Regions from separate parts of the Mus musculus genome. Here region 2 is linked to region 1. The links are chromatin loops, found by intact Hi-C in ENCODE. Cell type or tissue: gastrocnemius. All regions are shown on one strand. Links, peaks and the distances in the headings refer to the core of each region. The heading gives the core; the rest is flanking DNA. Region 1 holds the start of Gm42150 (a long non-coding RNA gene). Region 2 overlaps Dipk1a (divergent protein kinase domain 1A).

Region 1 (15,913 bases), core at 5,112-13,111:
GAGCCTCTGAATTCATTAACTCTTTGTGAGCCAGGGAGAAAGGAAAAGAAAGGAACAAGCACAGACACACACACACACACACACACACACACACACACACACACACACTGGGTGAAGCAGAAAAGGGTCACACTACCACTTTATTGGTCCTAGTTTTTTTTTTTTTTTTTTTTTGGTTTTTCGAGACAGGGTTTCTCTGTGTAGCCCTGGCTGTCCTGGAACTCACTCTGTAGACCAAGCTGGCCTCGAACTCAGAAATCCGCCTGCCTCTGCCTCCCGAGTGCTGGGATTAAAGGCGTGCGCCACCACGCCCGGCTGGTCCTAGTTTTTATACCTTCTCAGGAAAATTGATTACATGGTTTTCTAAGCACTTTTGCATTCCATAAGTTCACAGTAAGTTTAAGGTAATATTTAATGTCATAGGTCGGTAAGCTTTAAGGAATTATAGTAGAATTGTTTACATGTCTTTCCATTGAGACTAGTACCTGACCGAACATTCCTTATCTATTTTCTAGCTCTACAAGTTCATTATAAGTTTAAACCAATAGTTTTTTTGTTTTTTTGTTTTTTTGTTTTTTTTGTTTGTTTGTTTGTTTTTTTTTTACTTTTCTTCGAGACAGGGTTTCTCTGTATAACCCTGGCTGTCCTGGAACTCACTCTGTAGACCAGGCTGGCCTCGAACTCAGAAATTCATCTGCCTCTGCCTCCTGAGTGCTGGGATTAAAGGCGTGTGCCACTGTGCCCAGCAAACCAATAGTTTTAATACCATAAATTAGCATGGTTTTGTCAAGAGACAAGTCATCTGTCTTGTGTCTTATTATTTTGAAGTCCCTTTAAAAAAAGATTTATTTATGTATGTATATGAGAACACCATTGCTCTCTTCAAACACACCAGAAGAGGGCATCAGATCCCATTACAGTCGGTGCTCTTAACCACTGAGCCATCTCTCCAGCCCTATTTTGAAGTCTTATATAAACCAGTCAGTGATTTATTTCTGTCCTTGCACCTACAATAAACTGTCCAGTCTCAGTTTTGAGAAGCAATCCTGAGATGAAGTCTCTAGGGACCTTGCCTCTCAGAGCACATCCATCCCAGTCGTGTAAAATGGTGGGCCATCTCCAGGTAACTTACTTGCTTGCCGTCCCCTTCCTGAATGGCTCTGTCACTGGGCATCCTGTACTATAAGCTGGTCTAGAACTCACCATGTAGCCCAGGCTGACTTTGAACTTTCCGCAACCCCCTTGCCTCAGCCTTCTGAGTGCTGGCTTTATGGTGTAAGCCATCATTCAAAGCTCATGTTCTGCTTCTGCAACACACTTTTCTAGCTCTCATTTGCTTACCTGACTTCACTGTGACACCCGGGTCAGACGTTTCGTGCAGGAAGCATGGTTCAATTCTACAGAGTGGTCAATGGATAGTGAAGGTGAATGCACTTCTTGATAGGTCTAGAAGCCAAAGAGTAGGAAGCAAATTGCAGAATTGAGAGCCAGTCTGAACCAGAGATGTGGTCAAATGGTTACTAGGAACAAGGCGCTCAATATTGACCAAGTTGGATAGAATATGGGGAGGGAGAATGAGAGTAGCAAGACTGAATGGGGCTATGAAGGAGGTAAGATGAATGCCAGAGAGATGCTAAAGGGATGTTCACATGCTTTACAAAATTGTGAACCAGCAGGCACTACATATAAGGCACTATATAAGGGATTGTTGTGGGGGAAACAGACAGTTTCCTGGCTCTCATTCTCCACCCACATAAATGACCAACTAATCCGTTTCCCAGTGTTTTTAGTTATTTCCTAGCTCCATTGACCCTCAGTTTTCCCCATTGTCAAATCTGGACAATGAAGTCATTGTGAGGATCATTTGAGACCTGATTCATAAGACACACAGCATAGCACTTGGCACAGTAGATAGGTTTTTCTTTCTTTCTTTCTTTCTTTCTTTCTTTCTTTCTTTCTTTCTATCTATCTATCCTACGTAGAGATGGGAGAGGTGGTGTGGGTTTTTTTTTTTTTTCTTTTTCTTTTTTGTGGATGTCTGCAGCTCTGCTTAATATCTCAACAGGAAGAGAAATGGGATTCCCTTGGTTGATAAGGCATCTAGTAACTGAAGTTCCTGGCAACTGGTGGGTCTCCAATGTCTCCATCTCTAGACAGAATCATAAGAGAGGCAGTATCTCTGAGGTTACTCAACACCACTGAGACCTTCAGTCAGATCTTAGCCAGGATGGTTATGCAGAACCCTTTTCTTTTTCCCTTTGGCAAGCTGTCATGGCCTAATTTTTCTTTTTGAGAAAGGGACTTGGATAGAAAAAAAAAAAAAGAGAAAAAAAAAACCCATGAATATTAATCAATTCCCAAACTTATAAATAGTAAGAAGAATTAAAATTGTCTGAGGAAACTAATTCACTGAGACACAAACCTATTTTAAACTGGGATGAGTGGCTTGAGTCTACAACTGCAGTTAACTTTGAGGCAAGAGGATCAAGAGTTAAAGGCCATCCTGGTCGATTTAGTAACACCCTGTCTTTAAGTAAAAAGGGCTGGGATGTATGCAGCTCAGTAGTAGAGCACTTGCCTAGCATGTATGAAGTCCTGGGTTCCATTATACCAACCAACAAAAAAACTAAACAAAAAAAAAAAAAAAACCCCAAGCAATCAAACAAGAACAATGGCAAGAACAACAACAACAACCCAAAACCTGGCATGCTTTTAATCCCAGCACAGGCAGGGGGCAAAGGCAGGTGGATTTCTGAGTTTGAGACCAGCCTGGTCTACAGAGCAAGTTCTAGGACACCCAGGGATACACAGAGAAACCTTGTTTCAAAAAACATAAACAAACAAAAAGCCCAAGAACAAATAGCAAAGAACATCTCTCCCCAAGCTCCTAAAAGGCAAAACAACCTAAGGCATGCAATTCCTGGTAAACATCAACTCTGGGTCAGAGAAATGATTCATCCCATAAAGTGTTGACTCCTCAAGCCTGACAACCTGCGTTCCATCCTCCGGGTCAAGAATATAAGAAAGGGGGCTGGAGAGATGGCTCAGTGGTTAAGAGCACTGACTACTCTTCCAGAGGTCCCGAGTTCAAATCCCAGCAACCACATGGTGGCTCACAACCACCCATAATGAGATCTGATGCCCTCTTCCGGGGTGTCTGAAAACAGCTACAGTGTATTTACATATAATAAATAAATAAATCTTTAAAAATAAAAAAATAAAAGAAGAGAACCAACTCCTGAAAGTTGTCCTCTGTCCTCCAAATACATACCATAGCACTTGTGTATACACAAACACAAACGTGCACACACACCCCATCATTATCACACATAAACACACCATCATCCATCATTATCCTCATACACACATCATCATCATCACACATCATCTCACACACACTATCACTATCACTTAAAAAATAAATGTCAAATCTGCTGAAAACCAAAGCAAACCACCCAACCAAACAAAAGCCTTCTTTTAGAACCCAGTATGAAGTTCGGACAACAGCAGATGGAGGCAGGAGAGTCATAAATTCAAGATCACATAAACACAACAAACCACAATGTCTACTCAAAACAACAAAAGGCACATACACACATTCCAAAAACCCTAACCCTTCATGAATATACACACAAGAGAAGAAGGAAAGAAAAACAGAAAAACTATTTTGGAATTTGAGGGGATGGCTTTTAAGAGTTCTAGACCACATTTTGACTATAAAATAAAATAAAATAAAATAAAAACAAGCTAGGCAGTGGTTGCACATGCCCCTTTAATCTCAGCACTCAAGAGGTAGAGACAGGTAGATCTTTGTGAGTTTGAGGCCAGCCTGACCTACAAAGGGAGTTCCAGGACAGCCAGAACTATACAAAACAAAACAAAACAAAACAAAAACTAAAATAAAAAAGGAAAGAAATCCTGATTACTTAGTTAAAACAACAACAAAAAATAGTGCTGTTTATTTGTTTGTTTGTTTGACACAGGGGCTCCCATGCAGCCCAGGTTGTCCTTGAACTAAATATGAAGTAGGGGGTGACTTGAAATTCTTATCTGTAACTGAACTTTTAGCTACCTTATTGGGTTGTTTTTCTTCTACCGCATGACTACCTTCACCCCCATCCCTTCCAACCCCTCAACACTAGGTAGGAGAAAAAGGTTAGAGGGGGAAGGGGATATTAATCTTGTTAGGATACTTCCTGCTTATTAGGGGCATCCAGTTCCTTGGGGGCAGGTCCAATCTTCGTTCTCAGGATATCTCCAACCAGCCACCAGCAACCCAGCAACCAGCCAGCAATTGAGCAATCCTCAAACAGCAATTCTCAAAAAGCAGCAGGCAGCAGGGGAGCAGCAGTCACCAGTGCCTCTTGGGGCGCTGGCATTTCTATACTTCCTCAAGAGTCTCCAGAATTCCAACTGTAGACTATCTTTGGCTGACAAAATCATGTTCCTGCCAGAGCACAAGACAAATAATAGTTAGCTGCTGTGGACAGTCTGAAGCAGCTCCACATTCCACATCTGGGATTAAAACAAAAACATATTCACATAACATTTCTGTTTTGTTTTTGTTTTAAAGAAACCAAAGTTCTCACTACACTTATTCTCCTGCCTCTACATCCCAAATGTTGGGGTTACAGGCATGTACTGCCAAACTCAACTCCTATTTTATTCCAATTGCAGGATCTAGAGTGACTAAGCTAAGTTTTGTTAATATTTAAGTACTGATCCTTCTAGAGTGTCTGAGGCATAGGATAGCTAAGTCAGTATGTATCTTCTTCCTTCCACAAAAATCACTGCCCCTTTTTCCTGGTCTACAAGAAATGGCTGCCAAAGTAGAATCATAGAACATTGTGCAAAATGTTCATGGAAAATTGTACAAAATCTGGGTTTACTCAAATTGCATCATAGAATGACATAGATTTTACATTGTCTTAGACTTTCATTCTACCTGACTTGATTTTAACCAATGGCATATAACTCTCTAAGAAGAATATCTTGCAGTTAAGGAAGGGGTTAAAACTGGCTTTTTCCAGATGTTGGCAGAGGACAGAGTACCTAATTTAAGTCTGTGCTATTAAGGTTGGTTTAAAGCCACATCAAGGGTTTTGGACACAGCTCACGGAAATATTTGTCCTTGTCTTGGTCCTAGACAATGGCATTAGCTACTTTTCAGTTGATGTGACAAAATACCATGACCAAGGTGAAGTGGAAATTTCTGGTTTCTTTGGAGACTCAGTTGTGTTATGTGATGTTTTTCTGGAGATTGTCTTATGAGAAGATGCTTTGCTGAAGCAGAGACATGGGATGATGCTGTGCTCAGAACAGACATGTGTTTTTCTGGAAGCTGCCTGGAAAAAGGGCATGTGGTGTTTTGTTGGAGTAGACACTTGAGAGAACGTGTGATGTTAGAAAGGGTTTAAGTATAACCCATCAGACAGTGGCTGATGCTGTGGCATTGGCTCCCTTTTCCTTTTTCGCTGATCATTATTTGTCAGAACTTTGTGTGACTTTGTAGAGAGAAATACACCAAAGAACTTCTTATAATATTTCAGCAGCTTCTCAATACTTTTGCAGACTTCAGTTGATTGGCAGAGCCTTGCTGTTTCTACTGGATTGAATGCCCTCGCTGATTTGTGTGAACTGAACTGCTGATGTCCTAACAACAAAGATTGGGATTGTCCCAAAGAACTATGTCTAAACAGGGCCACATCCCCATTTGCCCTACTAACCTCTCCTTTCCCCTACCTCTGGTGGGTAGTGGCTTAGAAGGAAGGTTAAAGTGTTTAAAAACTCTTACTAAAGTAGGTTTTGAAAAATATAAGCCTACACCAAGGCAACTTATAGAAGGAAGAGTTTATTTGGTCTTGTGGCTCCAAAGAGCTAAGGCTGGGAAGTGCATCAGCAGGCAGGTATGGCAGCTGGAGCAGCGAGCAAAGAGCTCACGTTGTAAACTTCAAGCAAAAGTGGGAGAGATCTAATGGAATGACTTGAGACCTTGACAGCTCAAAGCTCATACCCTGTGAAGTACTTCCTCCAGCAAGGCCTTCCTTCCTAGACCTCTCCAGTCATCACCAACAACTGAGAACCAAGCCTTCAAATGCTAGAGCCTACGTAGAACATTCTCATTCAAGTCACCACAAGACTCAAGTCAGGAAAGATTGCTTGATCATATCAATCCAAATGGAGTTTGCTTTCCCACCCTGTAGCTTGTTTGCTTGAAGAGCTTGCTTCTTTATTAAGCAATATTAATGGTGGTGTTGGAAAGAGAGTGTGACTCGTAGGATCAAGACATGTAACACTAGACAGTTAAGAAGAGAGATGTATACCCATGGAATCTCCTTGCCTTTCCTACTAATGCATCCTTGCCACACTTGAGCAAAGCCTTGTTTCTCACATACAGTCAGCCACATCACATCGACCCATTCCTTGGTTTAATCATTCCAAGGACTTAGTGCCTCCTAAGCTCTATGCCCATGAGTTAATTCCTATCCCATATGTGTTTGTAGATTCCTATGCCCTACTGTGAGTCTAAGAGATTGCTTCTGTGAATCCAATTAGGAAGGCAAGATAGGCCCACCTGTCATTGAACAATGGATTACTTAAAATTCTAGCACTCTGGAGGCTGAGGCTGGAGGTTCACAGAATCAAAATCACCCTAAGTTAAACAAACAAACAAACAAACAAACAGAGGAGCAATGAGAACAGCAACAAAGGAAGAGAAGGAAGACCTTGGTGAAGGCCAAACAAGTAAAGCAGAGAGAAAGTATGGCAGGTTAGAAGAACTGACACAAGCGCTGTAGGCAAATGGGTGCACTAAGGAAGACTTTTTGGACATGTTGGGTATGAGTAGTAGTCAGAAAAATAAAAGAAGGGCCTGTCAAAACTACACAGGCACAAAGACCTGCACTAAGGTATTTTGGGCCAGGTATGGTGGTACATGTCTTTAATCTCAGGATTTTCAAGGCAGAGTCAGGTGGATCTCTATCTCCCATGGTCTATGTAGATGGTTCCAGACCAGCTTGGACTACATAGTAAGACCCTACCTCAAAACAACAAATAACAACAACAACAAAAAAAGAAAACATGTGTGCTAAAGGCAGGACAAGGTGGCTTGTGTCCATAATCTCAGAACTCAGAAAACGGAGGCAGGAAGATCGCCAAGAGTTTGAGGCTGGCTTAGTCTATATAGTGAGTTCCAAGCCAGTCAGGACTACACAGTGATCCTGTCTCAGAAACTGTACTGGCTGGTTTTGTGTGTCAACTTGACACAAGCTGGAGTTATCACAGAGAAAGGAGCTTCAATTGAGGAAATGCCTCCATGAGATCCAGCTGTAAGGCATTTTCTCAATTAGTGATCAAGAGTGGGAGGGCCCATTGTGGGTGGTGCCATCCCTGGGCTGGTAGTCCTGGGTTCTATAAAAAGGCATGCTGAGCAAGCCAGGGGAAGCAATCCTGTAAGCAGCACCCTTCCATAGTCTCTGTATTAGCCCCTGCCTCCAGGTTCCTGCCCTGTGTAAGTTCCTGTCTGACTTCCTTTGGTGATGAACAGCAGTGTGGAAGTGTCAGTTGAATAAAACCTTCCCTCCCCAGTTTTCTTCTGGCTCATGGTGTGTCTTTGCAGCAAGAGAAAAAACCTGACTAAGACAGAAACAAACAAAAATCCAAACAAACAAAAAGAAGTCTCGTTTTGTTTAGGAAGCATCGCACATAGCCCAGGCTGGCTTCAAACTCACCGCTTTGAACTTTTGATTCACAAGAGTGTCTCCACCTCCCAAGAGCTGGAATTTCAGGTGTGTGCCACCATGCCTACTTTTATGTGTTGCTGGGAATTAAGCCCAGGGCTTCATGAATGCGAGGCAAACACTTTACCAACCAAGCCACATCCTCATAGTAAAGAAGTTCAGTTGATGACAAAACCGGTTTGGGTGCTTTGGCTCTCAGGTCTGATCTGAGCAGAGGGTTCCTGAATGCCCTGTGAGGATGCAGCTCTTCTGCTCTCCTTGGTTGGTCTCACGGCAGAGGAGGATGCTATCCCAAGATGTCAAGATCCTGCTTTCTCACCTCATTTTTGTCATCTTACTTTCCAAGAGCAGGGGGCCTGAACTGTGAATAGATTTCCTTGAATGGCACTATTCTGCCTCCACTATCTGGGGCAGGAAATGCACATTAAGATCAGTGAACCCTGGGCTGGAGAGAGGACTCAGCAGTTAAGAGCACTTGATGCTCTTGTAGAGGACCTGAATTCAGTTCCCAGCACCCACGGGATGGTTTGTAGCCTTCTGATCTCTAGTTCTGGGGGATCTGATGCTCTCTTCTGAGCTCCACACGCTCCAAGCACAAATGTGCTGTATTTATCAGAGCAACAGAAATGAAACTAGGACACGGGGTATATGGTGGCACAAACCTGCAATGTCAGTATTTAAGGTTTGGAGGCAGAAAGATTAGGAGTTCAAAGCCACCCCTAGTTTCATAAAAAGTACAAAGCCGCCCTGGGCTACATGAGATCCTTTATAAAAGAAAGTAAGTTCCATAATACGTAACAGTATGGTTTGCTATCTCATATTAGTAAATAAGATTAGCAATTCTACCAGTAACATACCTGGCAGATGTGGGGAGGGCAAAAATTACAGATTAGACAGAATAACTTTTGATTATAATGAGGACAAGTTATCAAGTTACAAATTACTGGGGCTGGGGAGATGGTCCAGTGGTTAAGAGCATTTGCTATTGTTCTTCCAGAGAACCTGAGTTCAGCTCACAGCACCCATGTCAGTTAAAGAGACTTACAACCCTCTTTAACACCAGCTCCTGAGTCATCTGATACCTCTAAGGGCACCTCTCCCGTGCACATTCCCACATACACACATGTGTAACTAAAGATAGCAAAGATAAATTAAAAAAAAAAAAATCTCTTAAATTATAGATTACTTAGTAAAGGGGGCAACAGTACCTACCTGCCACATGGTGGCAGTCTTTTCCTGGTGAGCATGGTTCTGAACAGAGGGCACAAGTCAGATGACCTTGAAGGCTCAAGGTCAGGATGGCATTTAACAGTGTCAGTGAGATAAGGTTTGTTAAAGGGACGGCTGCAGTAAGCTCATGGGCAATTAGATGTGCAAGTCACTGAGAAAGAACTCTGAGAATCATCAAAGGGGTAATCTTGACCATTGATTATTCAGAACATCTCAGCTTCTAAGATGTGTGGTGCGCACACACACACACACACACACACACACACACGCACACACACACTGTATATAGGTCAGAGGCTGGTATGTAATGTCCTCAGTTACTCTCTCTCTTTTATTTATTTGTTGTGGGTGTGGCAGTGAGTGTGCCAGAAAGCGCATGTGTAGGTCAGAGAACGACTTTGTGGAGCTGGTTCCATGGATATGGGCCCCGAGATCAGGCTCAGGTTTCCAGACTTGTGCAGGAAGCTCCTTTACCAGCGTGGATCCTTCCACTGGCATTGTTCTCTCTCTGAACCTGGAGATCCCTAGTTCCACTACACTAGTTGGCCAGTAAGCCCCAAGGATCCTCCTGTTTCTACCTCCCCAGCTCTAGGGTTACAGCAATATGCTGTTGAGCCCAGCCTTTTCATGTGGATGCTGGGAAACAAGCTCATGCCATCATGCCTGCACAGGGAGTGCTGCACCAAGAGAAATGGGCCATCCTCCCAGCCCTTCGAAGATTCATCTTATAGGAGACAAATACTCTCACATCCTGGAGGTGCCTCTATACTCACGAACATTTCCGCAAAGTCTCCAGCTTCCGTTTCTTCAGAGTTTCTGCTCTTCGTTTAAATTCTGCACACGCGCACAGCTTCTTTTTTGTCTGTCAGGACACATCCAAGTTAGATCGCTGATACAGTTCTATTCTCACTGGGCAACATTGCAGAAAGCTATCCAAAACCCAGGATGGTCTTTAGTCCACTGGTCAAAAAGAACTTCCCGCAGGTGAAGAAAAAGTACGAAGTAGGCACGCTTACCCTAGTTACGTGTGCCGCTTTACGTCGTCGATGAAATGAACCAAATGTTTGGTTCAGTGTCTCAGGCACCTCTGTTAACATGAGAAACTCACATGGTAAGATCGATATGGATGAATGTTATGACAAGACAAAGATATTCCAGGGGTGGAAGCCAGCCCTCTGCCTGAAGACGCGCTTGCTCAGTGATCTCAGAGGTATTGGGCCTCACATCCTACCTCTTCTTCATCTCTGTCAAACTGAGTAAGCAAATATCCCAAAGCAGGAAGATGTTCTGACACCTCCTACTAACTTTCCTGTAATGGTGTAGATTTTGATCTTATGTTGATGTTAGTCCCGGCTTAATATTTCATTTGGTGCCTTGAGAGACAGGCAGTTTCTCCCCAGCTGTCTTATAAAAACATCAAAAGCAAGCAGTGCTTTCTATACCACGTAACTTAAAGTAAGGATTTTGTTTTGATGCAAGCTCTTGCCATGTAGCCCAGGCTATCCTCAAACTCATGATCCCCCTATGTCAGCCTTGAAAATGTTGGTGTTACAGCTTAAAGTGGGATATTTATGGGCATTTGACACATTCTCTATTACTGTTCAGGTTTCAGTGCCAGAATAGGCTCCATGAAACCATGACTCAAAAATAAAACATCGCTGGGCATGGTGGCGCATGCCTTTGATCCCAGCATTTGGGAGGCAGAGGCAGGCGGATTTCTGAGTTTGAGGCCAGCCTGGTCTACAAAGTGAGTTCCAGGACAGCCAGGGCTATACAGAGAAACCCTGTCTCGAAAAAAACAAAACAAAAATATATATCATATAACAGTTACAGTTTGCTCACCTCATCTGTTCATTGCATAACAGTGTTGGGAATATCAGGTCCTTCATCAGCTGATTGCCTTAAAGACACCCAGGCAAAGGTCTGGAAGTAGGGGTAGATAACCTGGCTCAGCTGGCAGCAGGCTTGCCGCAAAATCCTGACAATCTGAAAGGCAATTGTTATCAGAGGAGATGTTAGAATCAACGACTATATAAACCCTAGCAGTCCTATGGCCAATTAGTTTCAATGGCTAATTACAGAAAAGAGTAATACCAAAAACAGAAAGAGGATGTTTATTCCATATGGCCACATTGGGAAGAGGAATCCTTCTTCAGGGTCCTGAGGTGAGGAAGGGGTGCGCATAACTGCGCAGGCTGGTCAAGGTTCTGTTCCAACCATCACCAGTGTCTCAGCTCCAGTCCACCCCTGCCTGGCACCAGGCTCCAGCCTTTTCCTTTTCCCAGCATGAGATTCCTGGGGAAATTCCAACTTCTTGGGGTCCATTGTTTCAGTAGTCTGATAGCCAAAGGGAGGGGCACACATCTCTCTAGAGTGTCTTTACTCCTGCCAGGACAGCTACAGGACTCAGGGTCAGTGTCAGCCAAGACACAGGCTGGTTAAATGACTGCTTGGGACGGGGTTTTGTGTGGCCCTGGATGACTGACGGATTCCTCCCCCCTCCACCTCTCAAGTGCTGGTATTGTATGCTGCCACACCCATTTTACGTGATGCAGGGGATGGATTCTAGGGCTTCTTGCATTTTGGTGAGTATTACAAAATCCTGGGCTAGACTTCTAAATTCCAACTGTGCTCAGTAGCTCCTTAGTCTGTCTGCACCTCCTCTCTTTCTGTTTGAAACCCTACCTTCTTCTTCTTTTTTTAAGTAGCACAAAAGTTTATTTTGCAAAAAGTTTCATATGAAAATGTACATGACCCAATTCTACAGCACAATCAAACAGGCCCTTTGGGGAGGGATGTGGACGCCATTGCTGGACAGTGTCTACTCTTTCCAAGGCTTCTGACATGATGATGCCATTTCCCCACCTGACCACCGTTCCGATGTTATTCTGTTGCCTACCATTTGCAATCTCCACACGCTCATCAATCACAAGGTTCATAAAGGGATCAAAGCCCTGTGGCATTCCTTGTACGTGTCTGCCTCCGTTTAACTTCAATGATAACTTCTTGTCCATAAGTTTCTTCAGTTTGGGAGGGTGTGCTTTGACTCCTACAGCAGGCTCCACAGGACTGTGAAGGAGTGAGCGCTGCCTCACAAGTGCGCGTGCGCGGGGGAGGGGGGCAGGGGGGGCAGGCTTGGCGCTGATTGAAGCCCTATCTTCTTCATTCATTTTTTTGCCTCTTAGGGGACAGCCTCAGGAGCTTCTCATCACCTCCTCAGCCACACACAACACCTGCTGCCCTTTCCCAGATCCCGATTCTTGCTTCATTTTTTTCTGGACACCGAAGTCTTGTAATAGATTTGGTCTTCCCTGAAAAAATGAGTCACAGTTGTGCCTATTCAGAAGTTTAGAAGTAAATTTTAGATACTTAGGTATTAGTATACTATATTAAAGATTATATTGTATTTATTATGTGCGGTACCATGTGCCACCGTGTGCATGTGGAGCTCAGAGCATAGGACAGCTTGTGCAGCTTGTGAGAATCAGTTCTCTCCTACCATGTAGATCCCAAGGACTGAATCCTCAGAACATGTGTGTTAGATTTCTGATGCTTTTTTTTTTTCCCCTTTTCTTCTTCTTCTTGTTTTTTTTTTTTTTTTTTTTTTTTTTTTTTTTTTTTTTTTTTGGTTTTTCAAAACAGGGTTTCTCTGTGTAGTTCTGGCTGTCCTGGAACTCACTTTGTAGACCAGGCTGGCCTCGAACTCAGAAATCCGCCTGCCTCTGCCTCCCGAGTGCTGGGATTAAAGGCGAGCGCCACCAACGCCCGGCTCTCTTTCTTTTTTTAAGACAGGGTTTCACTGTGTAGCTCAGGCTGTCGTGTAATTAATTCACTCTGTAGATCAGGCTGCCCCGAACGTAGAAAAAATATGCTTACCTCTGCCTTCCAAGTGCTAGTATTAAAGGTGTGTACCTCTACCACCTGATTCTGATGCATCTTCAAGAGATGCAAAGGCAGAAAAAGAGAAGCACGTCTGGCCTTACGCAGACGGAAACATGTTTATTGACTACACACCGAGGGAGCATAAATCTCACTACGGGAAACTGAGCCATATATCAAATACCATACACGTGGAGGAGAGAATGCTTAAAAGGGCGCGGGAGAGGAGAAACAGCGACCTTTATAAGGGAGTAAAATTTACTGCATTACATTTCCTTCCATAGTCCCGCCCTTCCGGCCGCAAGGGACGCTGGAAAGTGTAGTCTTTTTTTTTTTTTTTTTTTTTTTTTAAACAGGAACCTATCAATCAGGCTTGACAGCAAGCACTTTTAACCATTGAGGCATCTTTCCAGTCCAAGATGATATGTTCTTAACCCTAGGTATTACTGTTAGCACTGAGGGAATAAGGCACAGCTCCACTCTGTTATCCTTAGCATCCAGAGGCGCTCCCTTGATTGTTCTGGAACTTAGAAAAGAATTTCAGGACTAGTGAGTGTGACACAGACCTGGGATTTTATTAAAGTTAGAAAGAAAGACAGCCCTGAAAAAAAATAAAAGCACACCTAAGGGCGAGGACATGGTCTTCTTAAAGAAAAGCTGCAGAAAGCACGACATACCCAAATGTGACTCCGCAAGGGAGAGTCCCAGCCCAGCATGGTGAACTATCGATATTGTACAATGTCACGGTTTTTAGCCAGGAGCCCTCGGGACTGCAGAAGCGGTAAAAGGAGTTTTAAGTGAGATTTCTAGAAAATGGCAGGTTTACAACTGGAAAGGGAGGAAGGCCTTAAGCCATTGTTAACTGTGTGGGAGAATTCAGCTGCTAAAAGGAAGCTTCAGCCACACTCTGGGGTCAAGGGCCCCTTTCCCTTCGCATGTTCCTATAATTTTCTCTTTCTATCCATGCCTCATTATCTTTCCTACCTTTTAACTTTTCCCTTTGCCAAATATCTTCATTTCTTCTTCCTCTTCCTCTTCTTCTTCTCTCCTCCTCCTCCTTCCTCTCCTCTTCTCCTTCTCCTCCCCCTCTGTCTCCCTTCCCCTCCCTCTCCCTCTATTAATAACATGCCTGTGTGTATATATATATGTGTGTATAGATGAAGAAAAACAACTTTTGGAAGTCACGACTCTCCTTCCATTTTAATGTAGACTCCAGGGATTGAACTCATGCCATCAAGCTTGCTTGGTGAATGCTTTTCCTAGGTGGGCCATCTTACCATCCCTAGTTTAACTTTTAAAGGTTTTGTTCTATTAATTTAACACATTAATTATGCATATCAAATAGATGTAGCAGTAGCATGATATTCTCCTGTTTCTCTCCCAAGTGCTAAGATCACAGCTCTACATAGCAATGTTCTCTCTCTCTCTCTCTCTCTCTCTCTCTCTCTCTCTCTCTCTCTCTCTCTCTCTCTCTCTCTCTCTCTCTCTCTCTCTCTGCCAGGTGTTACATTATAGCCCAGGCCAGCCATTAACTTGCAGCAATCCTCCCACCTCAGCCTCCCAAGGGCTGGAAGTACAAGTGTGAATCATTACATCCAGGTGACTTTTTTTTTTAAAGTCAGGGATGAAACATTTATGTTTAATAAACATAAATGCTGTGTAATAACATTTATAAGACCATGATTATTTCCCCAGCACCCAAAAACCACAAGTCAAATTGTGTATCATGACAGGACAATCTCAGGTGCAAACTGTTCTGTGATCAAAAACTTATGAGAACAACGTCTCATCCTCAGGACAGCTGGTAGAATATCTGTAGTATGTGAGACACTATATATATGATAGAAATGGAATCCAGAATTTGTGCGTGCCAGGAAGTGCTTCTCTACTAAAATTAATCCCCAGACACTCTCAGATACAACCTGGGATTTAAATATCACACTAGTTTAGAGAAGCAAAAACTAGAAATCGTGTAACTTATCTAAGGTTACTTAGTCAGAACCTCTAGAGCTGGGCTCCAAGCTGAGGTAATGGGATCCACATTCATTTAAAGAACCCTTGGGCTAGAGAGATGCTTCTGCACTGATTCTATTTTGGTTAAAAGTACTGGCTTCCAGAGGTCCTGAGTTCAATTCCCAACACCCACATGGTGACTCACAACTATCTATAATGTGATATAATCCCCTATGCTGGCATGCAGGTGTATATGCAGATAGAACACTCATACATGAAATAATAAATCTTGGGGGGTGGGGGGAAGATTCCTCACCACAGGGCACCTCAGGGACACTGTTGGTTGACCAGAGCTGTCAGAGTTTACAGCAGGGAAAGGGTTAGGAGGGAAAGATGGGATGCATCAATCTTTATTCATGAATCCAATGGTAAAGGAATATTTCCTTGTAAACAAATGTTCCCGCTTTTGCTATCAATTCTTGCAGGTAAAGCAGGAATAGAATGTAATTTACCTATCAGATAATGTTAAGTTTTTGAGATAGGCGTGATGATTCCCACCTGTAATCCCAACATTGCAGAGGCAGGGGGATTACTGAAAGTTTGACAGCATTGGTCTACCCAGTAAGTCCCAGGCCAGCCTGGGATTCAGCCTAAGACATTGTTTCAAAAGACCAAACAAATGGAATTGTCTTAGTTAGGGTTTTACTGCTGTGAACAGACACCATGACCAAGGCAAGTCTTATAAAAACAACATTTAATTGGGGCTGGCTTACAGGTTCAGAGGTTAAGTCCATTATCATCAAGGTGGGAGCATGGCAGTATCCAGGCAGGCATGGCGCAGGAAGAGCTGAGAGTTCTACATCTTCATTCAAAGGCTGCTAGTGGAAGACTGACTTCCAGGCAACTAGGGTGAGGGTCTTAAGCCCACGCCCATAGTGATACACCTATTCCAACAAGGCCACACCTCCAAATGGTGCCACTCCCTGGCCCAAGAATATACAAATCATCACAGGAATATAGACCTTTACCCTAGGGTGGATGAAATGACAAGCTCTCTAGCTTAAAGGAAGGAAGTAGACCTTGAGCTCCTCTACTCTGTGAGACGAGAGATT
Region 2 (15,913 bases), core at 5,375-13,374, 83 kb after region 1:
CTCAGGTGAGAATTCTTTGTTCAGTTCTGAGCCCCATTTTTTAATGGGGTTATTTGATTTTCTGAAGTCCACCTTCTTGAGTTCTTTATATATGTTGGATATTAGTCCCCTATCTGATTTAGGATAGGTAAAGATCCTTTCCCAATCTGTTGGTGGTCTTTTTGTCTTATTGACGGTGTCTTTTGCCTTGCAGAAACTTTGGAGTTTCATTAGGTCCCATTTGTCGATTCTCGATCTTACAGCACAAGCCATTGCTGTTCTGTTCAGGAATTTTTCCCCTGTGCCCATATCTTCAAGGCTTTTCCCCACTTTCTCCTCTATAAGTTTCAGTGTCTCTGGTTTTATGTGAAGTTCCTTGATCCACTTAGATTTGACCTTAGTACAAGGAGATAAGTATGGATCGATTCGCATTCTTCTACACGATAACAACCAGTTGTGCCAGCACCAATTGTTGAAAATGCTGTCTTTCTTCCACTGGATGGTTTTAGCTCCCTTGTCGAAGATCAAGTGACCATAGGTGTGTGGGTTCATTTCTGGATCTTCAATTCTATTCCATTGGTCTACTTGTCTGTCTCTATACCAGTACCATGCAGTTTTTATCACAATTGCTCTGTAGTAAAGCTTTAGGTCTGGCATGGTGATTCCGCCAGAAGTTCTTTTATCCTTGAGAAGACTTTTTGCTATCCTAGGTTTTTTGTTATTCCAGACAAATTTGCAAATTGCTCCTTCCAATTCGTTGAAGAATTGAGTTGGAATTTTGATGGGGATTGCATTGAATCTGTAGATTGCTTTTGGCAAGATAGCCATTTTTACAATGTTGATCCTGCCAATCCATGAGCATGGGAGATCTTTCCATCTTCTGAGATCTTCTTTAATTTCTTTCTTCAGAGATTTGAAGTTTTTATCATACAGATCTTTCACCTCCTTAGTTAGAGTCACGCCAAGATATTTTATATTATTTGTGACTATTGAGAAGGGTGTTGTTTCCCTAATTTCTTTCTCAGCCTGTTTATTCTTTGTATAGAGAAAGGCCATTGACTTGTTTGAGTTTATTTTATATCCAGCTACTTCACCGAAGCTGTTTATCAGGTTTAGGAGTTCTCTGGTAGAATTTTTAGGGTCACTTATATATACTATCATATCATCTGCAAAAAGTGATATTTTGACTTCCTCTTTTCCAATTTGTATCCCCTTGATCTCCTTTTGTTGTCGAATTGCTCTGGCTAATACTTCAAGTACTATGTTGAAAAGGTAGGGAGAAAGTGGGCAGCCTTGTCTAGTCCCTGATTTTAGTGGGATTGCTTCCAGCTTCTCTCCATTTACTTTGATGTTGGCTACTGGTTTGCTGTAGGCTGCCATAGCCAGGGATCCACCCCATAATCAGCATCCAAACGCTGACACCATTGCATACACTAGCAAGATTTTATTGAAAGGACGCAGATGTAGCTGTCTCTTGTGAGACTATGCCGGGGCCCAGCAAACACAGAAGTGGATGCTCACAGTCAGCTAATGGATGGATCATAGGGCTCCCAATGGAGGAGCTAGAGAAAGTAACCAAGGAGCTAAAGGGATCTGCAACCCTATAGGTGGAACAATATTATGAGCTAACCAGTACCCCGGAGCTCTTGACTCTAGCTGCATATATATCAAAAGATGGCCTAGTCGGCCATCACTGGAAAGAGAGGCCCATTGGACTTGCAAACTTTATATGCCCCAGTACAGGGGAATACCAGGGCCAAAAAGGGGGAGTGGGTGGGCAGGGGAGTGGGGGTGGGTGGATATGGGGGACTTTTGGTATAGCATTGGAAATGTAAATGAGTTAAATACCTAATAAAAAATGGAAAAAAAAAAAAAGAAAAAAAAGAAAAACAGTGTGTTCCCCAATAGCTTTATATGAAATAACATTATGCAGTACAGGTAAAGAAAACAAGTTGTTCTCAAGAATCCACGTACATTCATAACTAAGCAACTTGTTATAAATTAACAAAGTGTGAGCAAGCAAGAGAGTTCTCTCAGCCAATTTCTCTTACTGGCAGGTAGAAATTTGTGGTTACAAAGAAAGGATTAATTATTTTATTATTTTACTATCTATCTTTTAAAATAATCGTATAATAATCTTAAGTACAAATCTAAACTCTAAATCAGTCATATCTATTTTAAATTCTCAGAATGCACATCTGCATATCAGCAATTTTTATTAAGTCATATCAAGAAGTTGAGAACAAAAATAGTTATAAAAGGGCTGGGAGCGATGTCTGAGCAGTTAAGAATGCTGATTACTGGGCTGGTGAGGTGGCTCAGTGGGTCCGGAGTTCAAAACCCAGCAACCACATGGAGGCTCACAACCATCCTTAACGAGATCTGACTCCGTCTTCTGGATAAATAAATAATTCTAAAAAAAAAAAAAAAAAAAAAAAAAAAAAGAATTCTGACTACTCTTCCAGAGACCCTGAGTTCAGTTCCCAGCAACCACATGGTGGTTCACAACCATCTATAATGGGATCTGATGCCTTCTTCAGATTTGTCTGAAGATAGCTCCAGTGTACTCATACATAAAATAAATAAGTAAATATTTTTTTTTTTAAAAATCAGCCAGGCGTGGTGGTGCATGCCTTTAATCCCAGCACTCGGGAGGCAGAGGCAGGTGGATTTCTGAGTTTGATGCCAGCCTGGTCTACAGAGTGAGTTCCAGGACAGCCAGGGCTATACAGAGAAACCCTGTCTCAAAAAACAAAAACAAAAGAAACAAAAAAACAAAAACAAAAAAAATGGATATAAGAAATTTATCATCACCAGTTCAGCCTCAGAGAGAGTCACGTGAGCTAGTGCTGCCATTGTTCTTGTCCCTGAACGTAAAAGCTCCTCGCGTAACTAATAACAGAGTTCCTTTCTGAACTTCAAATTGTTCCCCAAGATGTTCTACATCAAAGCCAGTAGTAAAAGCATCTCAGCCCAGCTTCACTAACATTCTTTTTCCAAAAGTTTTTTAAGGCTGGTGGTCATTGCTCACAATAGGTCTCTAAGTTCTTCTCTAGTGCAATGATAATAATCTGCTCCAGCAGCAATGCCTGAGAGAGATCAAGGATTAGTACTGTGAGTGCCAGAGATACTGCCCAGTGAGGGGCTGGAAGCCCCCTAGAGTTTTCACATAATTCTTAGATTAAGAGGGATGTGAGGGCAGCAAGCAGAGCAGAACTGCACAACAACATGATGTCCTCAGAACCATGCCTCAACTGAGAGACACCGTCCTGGCTGTGCTAACCGGTGAGCCAAATTCTTTCCATGAGTTCTAAAACCATTTATTATTCCTCCTGCGTGATCCTCAGCACTTCAAATTATCAATTGTCTCCCAAGTATTAGTGGTACTTTGTGAGGCTTAGGGATTAGTTCCGGGGACACGTGCTTGCACAGAACCTTGGGTCTGGTCCCCAGCACTCAAAAAATTAGAATGGAGGAAGGACCTGATGGAAGGAAGGAGGGAGGGAGGGAGGGAGGGAGGGAGGGAGGGAGGGAGGGAGGGAGGGAGGGAGGGAGGGAGAAGAGAGGAGAGAGATGGGAGAGACAGAGAGGAGAGAGGAGAGAGGCGTGTGGATGTGATGACTTAGCACCGTCAAACTGGGGACCTGAATTCAACCTCTGGTGCCACATGTTGGTTGTACAGAATTAATTCCCACAAATTGTCCACCACACTTGTCCTGTGGCACTTGAATACACACCTCTCCACACACACATACACACACAGAAAAAAAAAACTTTTGACTTGTGTCACCAATACCATTTTCCCTTTGTTTCATTCTGTTTTGTTTTGAGATGGTCTCACTTTGTAGCCCTGACTGGTCTAGAGCTCAAGAAGGTCAGCCTCTGTGCCCCAAGTGCTGACTTCCAAACTTTCAAACTTCATTTTCTTAGTTTTTCTTGAAATTAAAATGATACCATTTTCTTCTTCCCTTTCCTTTCTCCAGACCACACTCACACACCTCGAATTCATGGCTTCTTTTTCTTAAATTGTACATACATATATAATATATTCCTAAATATACAACTACAACCTACCTGCTCAGTCCGTATAAGGTTCATTTATGTAACTGATTTCAGGGTTGACTGTGTGGTGTTGGGTAACCCTTTGATGTGACTCTGAGAAGGCTGTCTACCCTGCTCATCGTTGCTTAGTTGCCTATAGTTCTACCTCCGGGTTGGGGCACTGATAGCTTCCCACTCTGTGTTAGCATACATTTTGGTTTCCTTGTTGTTCGTTGGTTTTGTCTTGTGTTTCATAAATATTTTCCAATCTTAAGTTTCTCCTTGTCTAGACTTAACCCTTGTGACTTAATTGTTGAAGAAATGGTCTCTTTGTATTGCATGTTTCCCACAGTCTGGAGTTTGCCACAAACTGTCCTTTGCTTCAAGGTTGCCAGTGCTACCGGCTGTCTCCACCATTTCCTGTGAACGGGTGGTTGCAGCTAGAGGTTTGATCCGATCCAGAGCTTCCTTCCTTTTCGGCTGTAGCCAATGGCAGCATTGTTGATCTCTTCTTGCACGGGGACTTTGTGTGTGTGTGTGTCTGCTTGGTGCACAGCATGCTTTGCAGGCTTTAATCTTAGTGGAGGCTCAGAATGCTAGCACGTGTCAGTTTATAGCTGATGATCACACTTCTTAGGTCCAGTAATCTCAAATGATTTTTAGACAGGCCTCTTGGGTCCATTGTGTTGCATGTGATTTAATTTTGTGGTGTGTGTGTGTGTGTGTGTGTGTGTGTGTGTGTGTGTGTGAATTCACTTAGTGCTATATAAAAATGTTTTGCATTAAAAGTGCTTTTACAATTAGTAATAAAACTCAAAGGACTCAGCCGGGCATGGTGGTGCCCGCCTTTCATCCCAGCACTTGGGAGGCAGAGACAGGCGGATTTCTGAGTTCAAGGCCAGCCTGGTCTACAGAGTAAGTTCCAAGACAGCCAGGGCTATACAGAGAAATCCTGTCTCGAAAAAACAAAACAAAACAAAAAACAAAAAACAAAAACAAACAAACAAACAAACAAACAAACAAACCCCTCAAAGGCCTGAATTATTTGTACTGGGATTCACCATCTGTGAAACCCCTTGAGGACAGATGTCTGAACTGCAGATAGAACCATTTCCCTTTGTGCTTGCTGAGTTGGGTGTGTTTTCCCTTTGAGCTTGCTGTCTCCTGCTCGTGCACCATGGCTCTTTAGTCTCTTTCTGCTTTCTCTGCAAGCTCATCCTGCTCACAGTATTCTACTGTTTCCAAGTGTGAGAAACTGGCTTGGGAATATAAAAGCAAAACTAGCTTTTCATTGTGTGTGTGCATCCTTAATTTATTCTGCTCAGTTCTATCTGTAGACCTCAGTTCTACTGTTTATTAAATCGAACCACTGGAACTCTAGATCCAAAAAGTAACTATCAGGCTGTGTTGACCAACCGCCACGTTTGAATATTGAATGGCTTGATCTATGGCTGATGTAGAAAGGCATCAACAGCTGAGATCAGATATCAGAGCAGCGCACACAAAACATTGCAAAGGGGAGCCTGTTGTGTAGCTTTGCCCATTGGCGTGCAAGGAATAATTTTTGCTTTTCTTTCTTTTTGTTTTTCTTTTTGTTGTTGTTTTGCTTTGCTTTTCTTCTTTGAGACAGGATCTTATATAGCCTTGTCTGGCAACTCAGTATAACTAACAATGACCTTGAACCTCTGATTCTCCTACCTCTACCTCCCAAGTGCTGGAATACAGGTTTCTACCAACATACCTGGATAAATCTTATTTTTACAGACTTGTGTACACACACACACACATACACACACACACACACCAGATCAGGCAGGGTTTTCCTATGTAGTACTGGCTATTTGGGACTCAGGGTTAGTGTTAAGAACTTGCTCTGAGCCGGGCATGGTGGCACATGCCTTTAATCCCAACACTTGGGAGGCAGAGACAGGCGAATTTCTGAGTTTGAGGCAGGCCTGGTCTACAGAGTGAGTTCCAGGACAGGCAGGGCTACACAGAGAAACCCTGTCTCGGGAAAAAAAAAAAAAAAGAACTTGCTCTGTAGACCAGGCTGGCCTTGAACTCACAGAGATCCACCTGTCTCTGCCTCCCAAGTGCTGGGGTTAAAGGAGTGTGCCAGCACTGCCTGGCTAAAATATTAAGTATTACTATGATTATTCATAAAGACCTTTAAAATTCTCACTTGAAACAGTGTTTTGTCTGCTCGCCTGGTCTAGAAGTGGTGTTGTGCTTTATTGAGTAAGTGGCCTGAATGGCATTGGAGATGCCGAACGTACATCCTGAAAGGGTATTTGTTTCCCTTACTTTCCTAAGACCCATGTTGTCTGGGCTTCTTGACAATGCACTTTGTTCTAGAGCTGCCATATAAAAGCTTGGATTATACATTGTGCTTCTCCAAGCAAGGAGAACGCCCGTTCCAGTGCGGTGAGTGCCAGCTTGCTGCTGACTGACTGTCATGTGACCTTTGCTTGCAGGCTCGGTTGTCCTACATGCGGGTGAAGTATCTTTTCTTTTCCTGGCTGGTGGTTTTTGTCGGAAGCTGGATCATATATGTGCAGTATTCAACCTATACAGAGCTATGCAGAGGGAAGGACTGTAAGAAAATCATAGTAAGTATTTTAAATATTTTAGTTTTTTTAAAAAATGTCCTATAACAGACTATAGTTATGATAAATGGCCTAATTATTAAATGTCTTCAACAGTAAAGGCAATTTGATATTACAGTTGTGCTGAACGTCCTAGCTTTTTAGTAAATTCAGTACTCAGAAATCTAAATATGTAGTACAGGTAAATCAGTGTGGAAGCAATCTCACTATGAAATGGTTTTTATTTTCAAATATATTTGAAATTTGGTTTATTATATATCAGATTTTAAAAATGTTTAGGGCATAAGTATGTTATTATAGATTTTCTAGAATATATATTTTTTTAATAAAGAGTCATATCAAACACTAAACTTTATCTAAAGGGTATATATTTATCACTTATTTTCTCTCTGAGTAATTCAGTATATTTTATAAAAATTACCTTATCAGTGCAAGAGTAATAGCCATATTTACTGGCTGTGAGTGTTGTAGAACACTTATTTTAAATCCTTGAGTTTCTTAATTAAGTCAACTCCTTATTTTCTACTACTATCTTTCAACATATATCAAAACACTTATTTCAGGACCATATATTTATTTTTGAATTTGTTTGTTTGTTTTTATGGGACGCTAGTTCAAACCAAGGACCTCAAGCGTTCAAGCAGGTGCTTACCTCCAAACTACACCCATCTCTATGCAAAACATTTAAAGTGTGTGCGCGTGCGTGTGTGCACACGCGTGTGAGTGGCGCTCCTGCTGAGACCAGAATAGCGCATCAGGTTTCCTAGAGCTGGAGTTACAGGTAGTCCTTAGCTGCCTGATGTGGATTTGGAGAACGACACTCAGGTAGCCTGAAAGCACTTTGGGTGCAGCAAGCATCCTTTCTTGCTGAACTACCTCTCATGCTCAACCCTGAGATCTTACTACTTTCACCGCAGTACATATATTGAAGTGTTGTACATTAATACAGTTACTGAGAGTCAGGATCTTCCTGATTACCATGTCACGTTGGTTCACTGTCAAGAACACCAGGCTAGAGACAAAGTCCTAGGCTGCGGTCACCTTTTCATAACAGGGCTTTGATTTAGTTCTAGTTTACAGGCAAGAAAAATGTTTTTGCCCTACTTGCCCCTTAGCTTTTATGATGCTGACTTTAGCCAATACGCTTGGGCACTAACTGTGATGGTCCTCGGACATGTCAGCTGGGTATAGAGTAGGTTCAAATGTCCTTGACTCGATCTTGTTTGGTCTGAGGCAAACAGCCTCATACTGTCACTGTAGTATTGTAAGCTGTTCCTGAGAGACAGCTGGAGAAGCGCCCTAGAGCATCGTTTCCGCTTTGTTAGGAGTTAGAGGTGAGTGGTCATCACTGTCATGGCCATGCTGGTTTCTTCTCTGACTATCTGCTGTCTTTTACACTCTCTATTCTGTGTGAGGGGTTACATCTGTTGTGGTGTGGGTGCTGAAGTAAAAGTTCCTCAGGTTTGAGGTCAGCCACCTTCTCAGTAGCTGTGCAAGCTCCTGAGCTTCTGCAGAATGGTGACTAATGCCATTTCCATATACTTCCCCTTCTACTGCGATATGATTGCTTGCTATAGCCATGATTTCCTAATTACTAAGTAATTGCAGCCAATCCTGTTTGATGCCCAACTATGTAGAAATCTTACATAATTGGACTCTGTAGGTGGGATCTCCCAGACATGGCCTGTTTCATTAACTGGAGTAGGAGAGGTGCTTCTCTTCTGTGCACATCTGAGGACCACAAAGTTCCATCGGAGTCCTCTGACTGACTCCTCTGTGGGGGGAGTCTGCACTTCTCTGAGGAGTGCCTCCGCCACATTTTAGAGGGCTGGTGTGAGTGTTAAAGAAGCATAACCCTTGGGAGGCAGAGGCAGGCAGATTTCTGAGTTCAAGGCCAGCCTGGTCTACAGAGTGAGTTCCAGGACAGCCAGGGCTATACAGAGAGAAACACTGTCTCGAAAAACCACCACCACCACCAACAACAACAACAAAAGGAACCCTTTAACCTGAAGCACTAAAAGATTTCAGGAACCCTAATTTAATCACAGTCTCCTTTGAGATTCAGTTTCCAAGGATAATGGTTTGTTACTTAAAACAATCAACTTAAGACCTACTAAATTGAAGCCATTAGGAGCTATGTTCTTGGTTAGACAGTAATGCATGACAGTATTCCATTTAGCTGTGCCTTGCTTGGGCTTCTTTAATGTGTGAGGAAGAAGTCAATAGAGGAAACACTGGAAAAGCTTAAGACAGAGCGCAGAACATGGTGAAGACTGGTAATGCCTGAGAGAGAAGAGGGAGAAAATGATGACTGAAGACTCAAAAGTTTCCAGGAATTGTGAAAAACCCAACTCTGCCTGTGTCTGTCTGTCAGTGTGTGTCTCTGTATGTGTGTGTCTCTGTCAGTGTATGTCTTTGTGTGTGCCTGTCTCTGTACATCTTTATGTGTCTGCGTGTGTCTGTTGGTGGGTGTCTGTGTGTGTGCCTTGTGGCTAGCTTTATCTCTCTGTGTGTATATGTGTGTGGGTGTCTGTGTGTCTGTGTGGATGTCTTTGTGTGTATCTGTGGAAGGTGGAGTGTCTGTGTATATATGTGTGTGCTTGTCTGAATGCATATGTGTCTGTGTGTACATGTGTGTGGGGGCAGGCCTGTATGGTTTTGTGTGTGTCTATATGTGTGTATACGTATGTGTGTGTGTGTCTGAGTGCCTTGTATGTGAGTGTGTGTAGGTGTGTCTGTGTGTATGCATGTGCCTGTGTCTTATGTCTGTGTGTCTGTCAGTTTGTCTGTGTCAGTGTCTGTGTGTATGTATCTCTGTGCTTGGTTTTTTAAGTCTTGTTAAGGAAAACCAGCTGTCTGAAAATGATATCTTAAGTACACTTTTAGAGCATGGATTTTTGAAAATATTTAGAAGCCAAAGTTTACACATATGTTTGTGGTTATTGCCCTCTTGTGGTCCAGTTTGTAGTTTAGGGCAGGATTCCTTCAATAGGAGTGTGTTTTGTAAAAATAAGGGTAAACAGTGCCCTCTTCTGGTACAATGAGGTATGTGCAATCAAAGCTAAATGCTGTTTATTACAATAGTAGTAAATCTTGGGCTTTTAATTATTTAAAAGTTACTTAGTATCATTATTGACTATTTTGATATACAGCTGAACATTTTTATAGACATTACTTAGGGTGGCTATAGCTTTATGAAGCCAACTGCTCTTTTCACACAAATGTTTGGGAAATTTGCCTTTAATTTGGGATAGAAAGCCAGAGCTATTCTTTGTGACCACCCCTGTGACGCAAGATTAGCTTGAGGCCTTTGCTCACAACAAGAAATCTGATTCTCACAGCTGAATACCAGACTAGTCGCTGCTTACTGATTTACTAATAAGAGACTTTACTAAGAAAATAAAAAGAAACTTTCAATACTGTGTACTGTTCTGTATGGTACAAGGGCAGGGGAACTTCAGAGATGCCCAAGACAGTCTGTGCCTCTAAATCACCTATCAGTATAGCCAGGCTGCAAATGATGCTGGACTGGGGGATAGGAGGAAAGAAGAGAGGGAGAGTACCAGCTCGGTGTGCAATGATCGCTCGAGTGGAAAGCAAAGTGTTGCAGAGAGGCTGTTTCCAAATCTCTAGTTTAAACAGTGAAGTGGTGGTGGGATTCAGAAGCTGAAGTCAGGTCAGTTGAAGGAGGCCCCAGCTCTTCTGACAGAATATGCTACACTTAGGGAAGACTCCCTCAGCTTGTCAGTTTGGCAGGTGCCTTCCTCTGTGTTTGATGATCTGTCAGCCATTGCACAAAAGCCCTGGGTTAGTCAGCCTTAAACCTGTTCTGCTAGCTCCAGCTCAGCTTGTCAGCCTAGCTGGACTGATTCTGCACAGGCTCTGGAAGCTGACTGGGCCTAGGCTCCGTTTTCCATGCCTGCAAACAAAACTCCATGCAGCATATAGAGAATCGCCTAGACCTACTTTCTTTGGAGCAAAAGATGTTTGGATACTGATTTAGTTTTTGTTGGTTATGTAGTGTTGGAATGAATCCTCATACATATTATGAAAACACCTCACTATTGGTTAAGGTAGATGTGTGTGTGTGTGTGTGTGTGTGTGTGAGAGAGAGAGAGAGAGAGAGAGAGAGAGAGAGAGAGAGAGAGAGAAAGTTAGTTTTCGGCTTTTTAACTTCTTAGGGTATCCCAACACCACCCACCTTCCTTCCTTCCTTCCTTCCTTCCTTCCTTCCTTCCTTCCTTCCTTTATTTGGTTTTTCAAGACAGTTTCACTGTGTAGCTCTAGCTGTCTGTACTGGAACTCACTCTGTAGAACAGGCTGGCCTTGAACTCACAGAGATCTACCTGCCTCTGCATCCCGAGTGCTGAGATTAAAGGTGTATGTATTCCAGGCTGGAGAGATGGCTCAGTGGTTAAGAGCAGTGACTGCTCTACCAGAGGACCTGAGTTCAATTCCCAGCAATGACACATGGTGGCTCACAACCATCTGTAATGGGATCTGATGCCCTTGGTGTGTCTGAAGACAGCAACAGTGTACTCACATATATAAAATAAATAAAATGAAAAAAATGGAAAAAAAAAAGCTGTCTCCTGAGAGGCTCTACCAGTGCCTGACAAATACAGAGGTGGATGATCTCAGCCAACCATTGGACTGAACACAAGCTCCCCAATGAAGGAACTTGAGAAAGTACCCAAGGAGCTGAAGGAGTTTGCAGCCCCATAGGAGGAACAATATGAACTAACCAGTATCCCCAGAGCTCCCAGGGACTAAACCACCAACTGAAGAGTACACATGGTGGGACTCATGGCTCCAGCTGCAGAGGATGGCCTAGTCAGTCATCAGTGGGAGGACAGACCCTTGCCCTTGGTCCTGTGAAGGCTCTATGCCCCAGTGAAGGGGAATGCCAGGGCCAGGAAGTGGGAGTGGGTGGGTTTGTGAGCAGGGGGAGGGAGGAGAGGACAGTGAGTTTTTGGAGGGGAAACCAGGAAAGGGGATAACATTTGAAATGTGAATAAAGAAGATATCTAATTAAAAAATAAAGGTGTGTGTCACCACTACCCAGCTTTATGGTAGTTTCTTGGTTACTTTTTTATTGCTATGATCAGACACGCTTATCACATGACCAAGACAATTTTTAAAAAGATTTATTTATTTATTATATGTAAGTAAGTACACTGTAGCTGTCTTTAGACACTCCAGAAGAGGGTGTCAGATCTTGTTACAGATGGTTGTGAACCACCATGTGGTTGCTGGGATTTGAACTCAGGACCTTCGGAAGAGCAGTCAGTGTTCTTAACCCCTGAGCCATCTCTCCAGCCCGAAATTTTTTTTTTAAAGTTTTGTTTTTCGAGACAGGGTTTCTCTGTATAGCCCTGGCTGTCCTGGAACTCACTTTGTAGACCAGGCTGGCCTAGAACTCAGAAATCTACCTGCTCTGCCTCCTGAGTGTTAGGATTAAAGGCGTGTGCCACCCTGCCCGGCTGACCAAGACAATTTATAGAAGAGTTTATTGGAGCTTACATTTCAGAGGGTGAGTCCATGACCATCATATTGGAAGGCAGGCATGGTGCAAGAACAGGAGCAGGAGCAGAGAGCTAACTGGCAATGTCATGGGCTTTTGAGCTGCCAAAATGCACCCCGAGTGACACACCTCCTTCCACAAGGCCATACCTCCTAATATTTCCCAAACAGTTCCACCAACTGAGGGCCCAGTGTTCAAAGATACGAGTCTTCGTGGACAGGTGGCATGGGTTTCGTTATAGCGTCTGCACACATGTGTCATGCTTTGTGCTACTTCGTTCTGCTCAGTACCTCTTCATGCTTCCTTCTTCAGCAGTTCCTTTTTTTTCTCTCAGTTCTGATTTAATTATATAAAGTATTCTCGAGTATCCAGGTAAGTCGTCCCTATAATGCTAGCACTTGGGAGGCCAACTCAGGAAGATTTCCACATATGCAAGCCTAGGTCCCGAGTTCCAGCCCAGCCTGGATTACAGGGTGACATCCTATCTGGGACATTTTTTTTAATGATCTGTTAACCTTGTTCAGCCTGGCTGCTTCTTCAGGCATTATTGTTGTTATTTGTACTTTTCTAGAAAATTGCTCATTTAAATATATTGCCATAAAGTCATTTGTGTTTTTCACAGTCACTGCCCAGTGGCTGCCTGTTAGTGCTTTGTTTTGCTTTCAGTCTTCCTAAGGGCTCCTTTTTGTTAAGATTATGAGGAAGGATCTTTGGATATTTCATTGCTGACTTCTTTGCTCCCATGCCTCTCTATCTTGAGGAATTGACTGTACTGTCATTAGTGCTGAGGTTTTGTTTTTACTTAGTTTAAGCTTTAAGTTTGAGCCTATGTAGTGCTCCGTGTGCTTTCTTATTCTTTTCAGCCTTGCATTTAGAGCTATAAATTCCCCTCTGAGAGATGTGGCACCTGTATCCTACAAGTTTTAATTGTTGTTGCATTCTAAATATTTTGTATTTTCATTTTCTAGTTTACTTTAAAATTTCCTTTTAGATTCTTCCTGTTCCTCCCTCCTCCTCCTCTTCTTCCTTCTCCTCCTCTTTAAAAATGGAGTCTCATTCTAGCCCAGGCTGGTCCAGAGGTCATCTTGTAGCTCAGACCACTCTAATGAATGCTCACTCTGAATGCCCAGCCTCCTTTTCTTCCTACATAGACTTTCAGTAAATTTTATTTTCATCTTTTTTTGAGGAGGTGGGGGGCGTTGGTCTATATTTGAGCTGTGGAACTTCAATGACATTTGTTTTCCTTCCAATCTATTTATTGATTCTTGGTCAGAGAATATGTGGTCTGCATGGTTTAAATCCCTCACTGGACAGTCCCTGTAGGAGGCTGCACTCCAGTGTGAAGCTCAGGGCTCCCACCACCTTTGCCAAGCAGATGCACCATGCAGATGCCTGCATTTCCTAAGAAATCTCACAAAGGGAAGGCATTGAGCATCACTGCACCCTCATGGCCTCCCAGACATACGGTAGGGACCAGATTGCCTTACTCCTTGTATGAAGATGGAACTCTACATCTCTAGTTACAGCCAGAGCTAAAGGAGAAAGCAGGGCATAGTCCAAGGCTTGTCTCAAAACCTTTTGCTATTGGCAGCTAAAGGCGCTTCTCCAGGTAGTAGCACTTTACTCTGCATGAGGGAAGGGCTCTCAGCCCTCCTCAGGACCATCCTTATCTTCACAGGAAACTGCACCGAGTGCTGTTAGTAGTGAGAGCAGGTGTCAGGAGCCTGGAACATGTATGTACATGTATGTACAGGAGCGGTTGGGATCCTGGCTTTTTAACTTACACTTGTGTTTCCTTAGGTTTACAGTGGAAGTGGCAGTAATTAGGTTCTGTGACAGAATTGTCAAGACAATAGATGATTGCAGCCCTAGGGCAGTGCCTATCACACTGAGGACACACAGGCACGGCAGTACTGCATCAGCAGTTCCCAAGTCAGTGCCAAGGGTGTTCTCACCCCAGACCTGCTCCCCAGCTGCCCACCATTCATATACATCCATACCCACAGTCCAGTAACTTCAAGGCACCTGTCACAAGAGTCATTCACATCGGCCCTCCTTAGGATATATACCCTTCCTGTCTGCAGGTTAAAGTGAAGCTTTTAAAATCTATGTTGAGCAGGGCAGTGGTGGCACACGCCTTTAAACCCAGCACTTGGGAGGCAGAGGCAGGCAGATTTCTGAGTTCAAGGCCAGCCTGGTCTACAGAGTGAGTTCCAGGACAGCCAGGGCTATACAGAGAAACTCTGTCTCGAAAAAACAAAAACAAACAAAACAAAACCAAAAAAATCTATGTTGAAATATTTTTTCTTTTCCACTGTTCTTGACAGCTCTCTGTCAGGGTGGGTAACAGTATACCCAGAAAAAAACAGCTTTCAGGAAGAAAAGTTCATGTGGCTCGTGCCACGGGCTTCGTGCCTAGCTAGATCCACTGCTGTACGTCTGACACAGGCAGAATATTACGGTGGCCGGAGCCTGTGGTGAAGGAGGCTCCACAGATGCCAGGAAGCAAAGGCTGAAGAGAAGGAAGGGTAGAGAGCAGAAGATCCTTCACAGGTTCTACCCAGCGGCCCCTGTTACAGCTCAGCTCTACTTTCTGACACTGACGCCACCTCCCAGCTGGAGACCAGGGCTTTCAGTGCACGAGCCGTTGGGGGGGTGGGTCGGTCCAGTTGCAAGCTCTAACATGTGGACTGCTGTGCACCCTTTTTTTTTTTTTTTTTTTTTTTTTTTTAATGAGACAGGGTTTTCTGTGTAGCCCTGACTGTTCTGGAACTCACTCTTTAGCCCAGGCTGGCCTCAAACTCACAGAGATCCACCTGCCCCTGCCTCCCGAGTATTGGGATTAAAGGCGTGTGCCACCACAGCCAGCATGCTCTACATCTTTGGTCTTTCATATCATCTACAGATTTATCTCAAATTCTTTTTAATTTTTTTCAGTCCCTATTTTTCTCAGTTTTTTTCAATATAGTATCTTAGGTCTTCCTGTATTTTTACCCTTGTTTATCCTTTCTCCCACAGTACCTTTAAAAAAAAATAGGTATGTGTGCCTGCTTGTTTGAATACCATGAGCCTTCAGTGGAAGCTAGAGAGGATGTCAGGTCCCCACAATTGCAGTTTATTTACGGCTGTGAGCCACCCCGTGGGTCCTGGGAACTGAACCCAGCTCCTCTATAGGAACAGCAAATACTCTTAAACACTGAGCCATCTCGCCAGTCCCCATAATGTGGCTTTTTATTTCTAGGTTTTTGTCCCTTTTCTTTCTAAGTTCCATTAGCTTGTTTTACATTTCCTCTGTTTTTCGTTGTTTCTGATGCTTTGCAGTCTTTTTTAAGGGATGTCAGGAAAGCCTTTGAATTCACAGCACTCTTTCTGTTCTGCTTCTTCCCAGCAGTTCCCGGGATATTGTCTTTATTTGATATTTGCTTCTCATATTCCTTTCATAAACAGTCAGGCAGTAAACCAAGCTAGAAGTGAAGTTGATGTGCGTGTGCCTATGTGCATTGTGTATGAGAAGGAGAGAGAACTGAGGCAGGGCGGCAGATTGGCTGTCCTGGGGACCCCTGCAGGCTGCTGATCACAGCCCCTCCCACTCCAAGCCACCCACTGTCTGTCCCCAACAAAGTAACAGTTTAAGGATTTTGCTGTTCAGCCCTGCATTGATGAAGCCAAACAGAATTCTGGGAAATTCCCACAGCTGTGTCCCTTAAACCTTTCAATGGTTTTGTTTCTGAGCTGCACCTTCTACTTGGTGCCTTGCCGACTT

What was found. Peaks named below come from ENCODE experiments on the same cell type or tissue, not always from the same donor. Only the 100,000 strongest peaks of a DNase experiment are listed, where the experiment ranks them.
Region 2: it touches region 1 in a loop (7-fold over the local background); 29 of 42 quality-filtered maps call a loop at or near these places.

What each region holds. Positions count from the first base shown.
Region 1 is chr5:107,998,364-108,014,276 of GRCm38, reverse strand. Gm42150 (a long non-coding RNA gene) reads left to right here and starts at 11,473. Exons shown (of 3, transcript XR_880537.1): 1 at 11,473-11,554. In gastrocnemius, for the core only: a CTCF peak has its summit at 8,957 (motif pointing right); a DNase peak (open chromatin) is centred at 8,979; H3K4me3 peaks cover 595 bases; H3K27ac peaks cover 1,577 bases.
Region 2 is chr5:107,915,301-107,931,213 of GRCm38, reverse strand. Dipk1a (divergent protein kinase domain 1A) reads left to right here. Exons shown (of 5, transcript NM_026062.4): 2 at 6,495-6,629. Among named protein-coding and RNA genes, the nearest start is that of Gm26387, 16 kb to the right of the region's middle. In gastrocnemius, for the core only: a CTCF peak has its summit at 9,646 (motif pointing left); DNase peaks (open chromatin) are centred at 6,436 and 9,609; H3K4me3 peaks cover 587 bases; H3K27ac peaks cover 1,947 bases.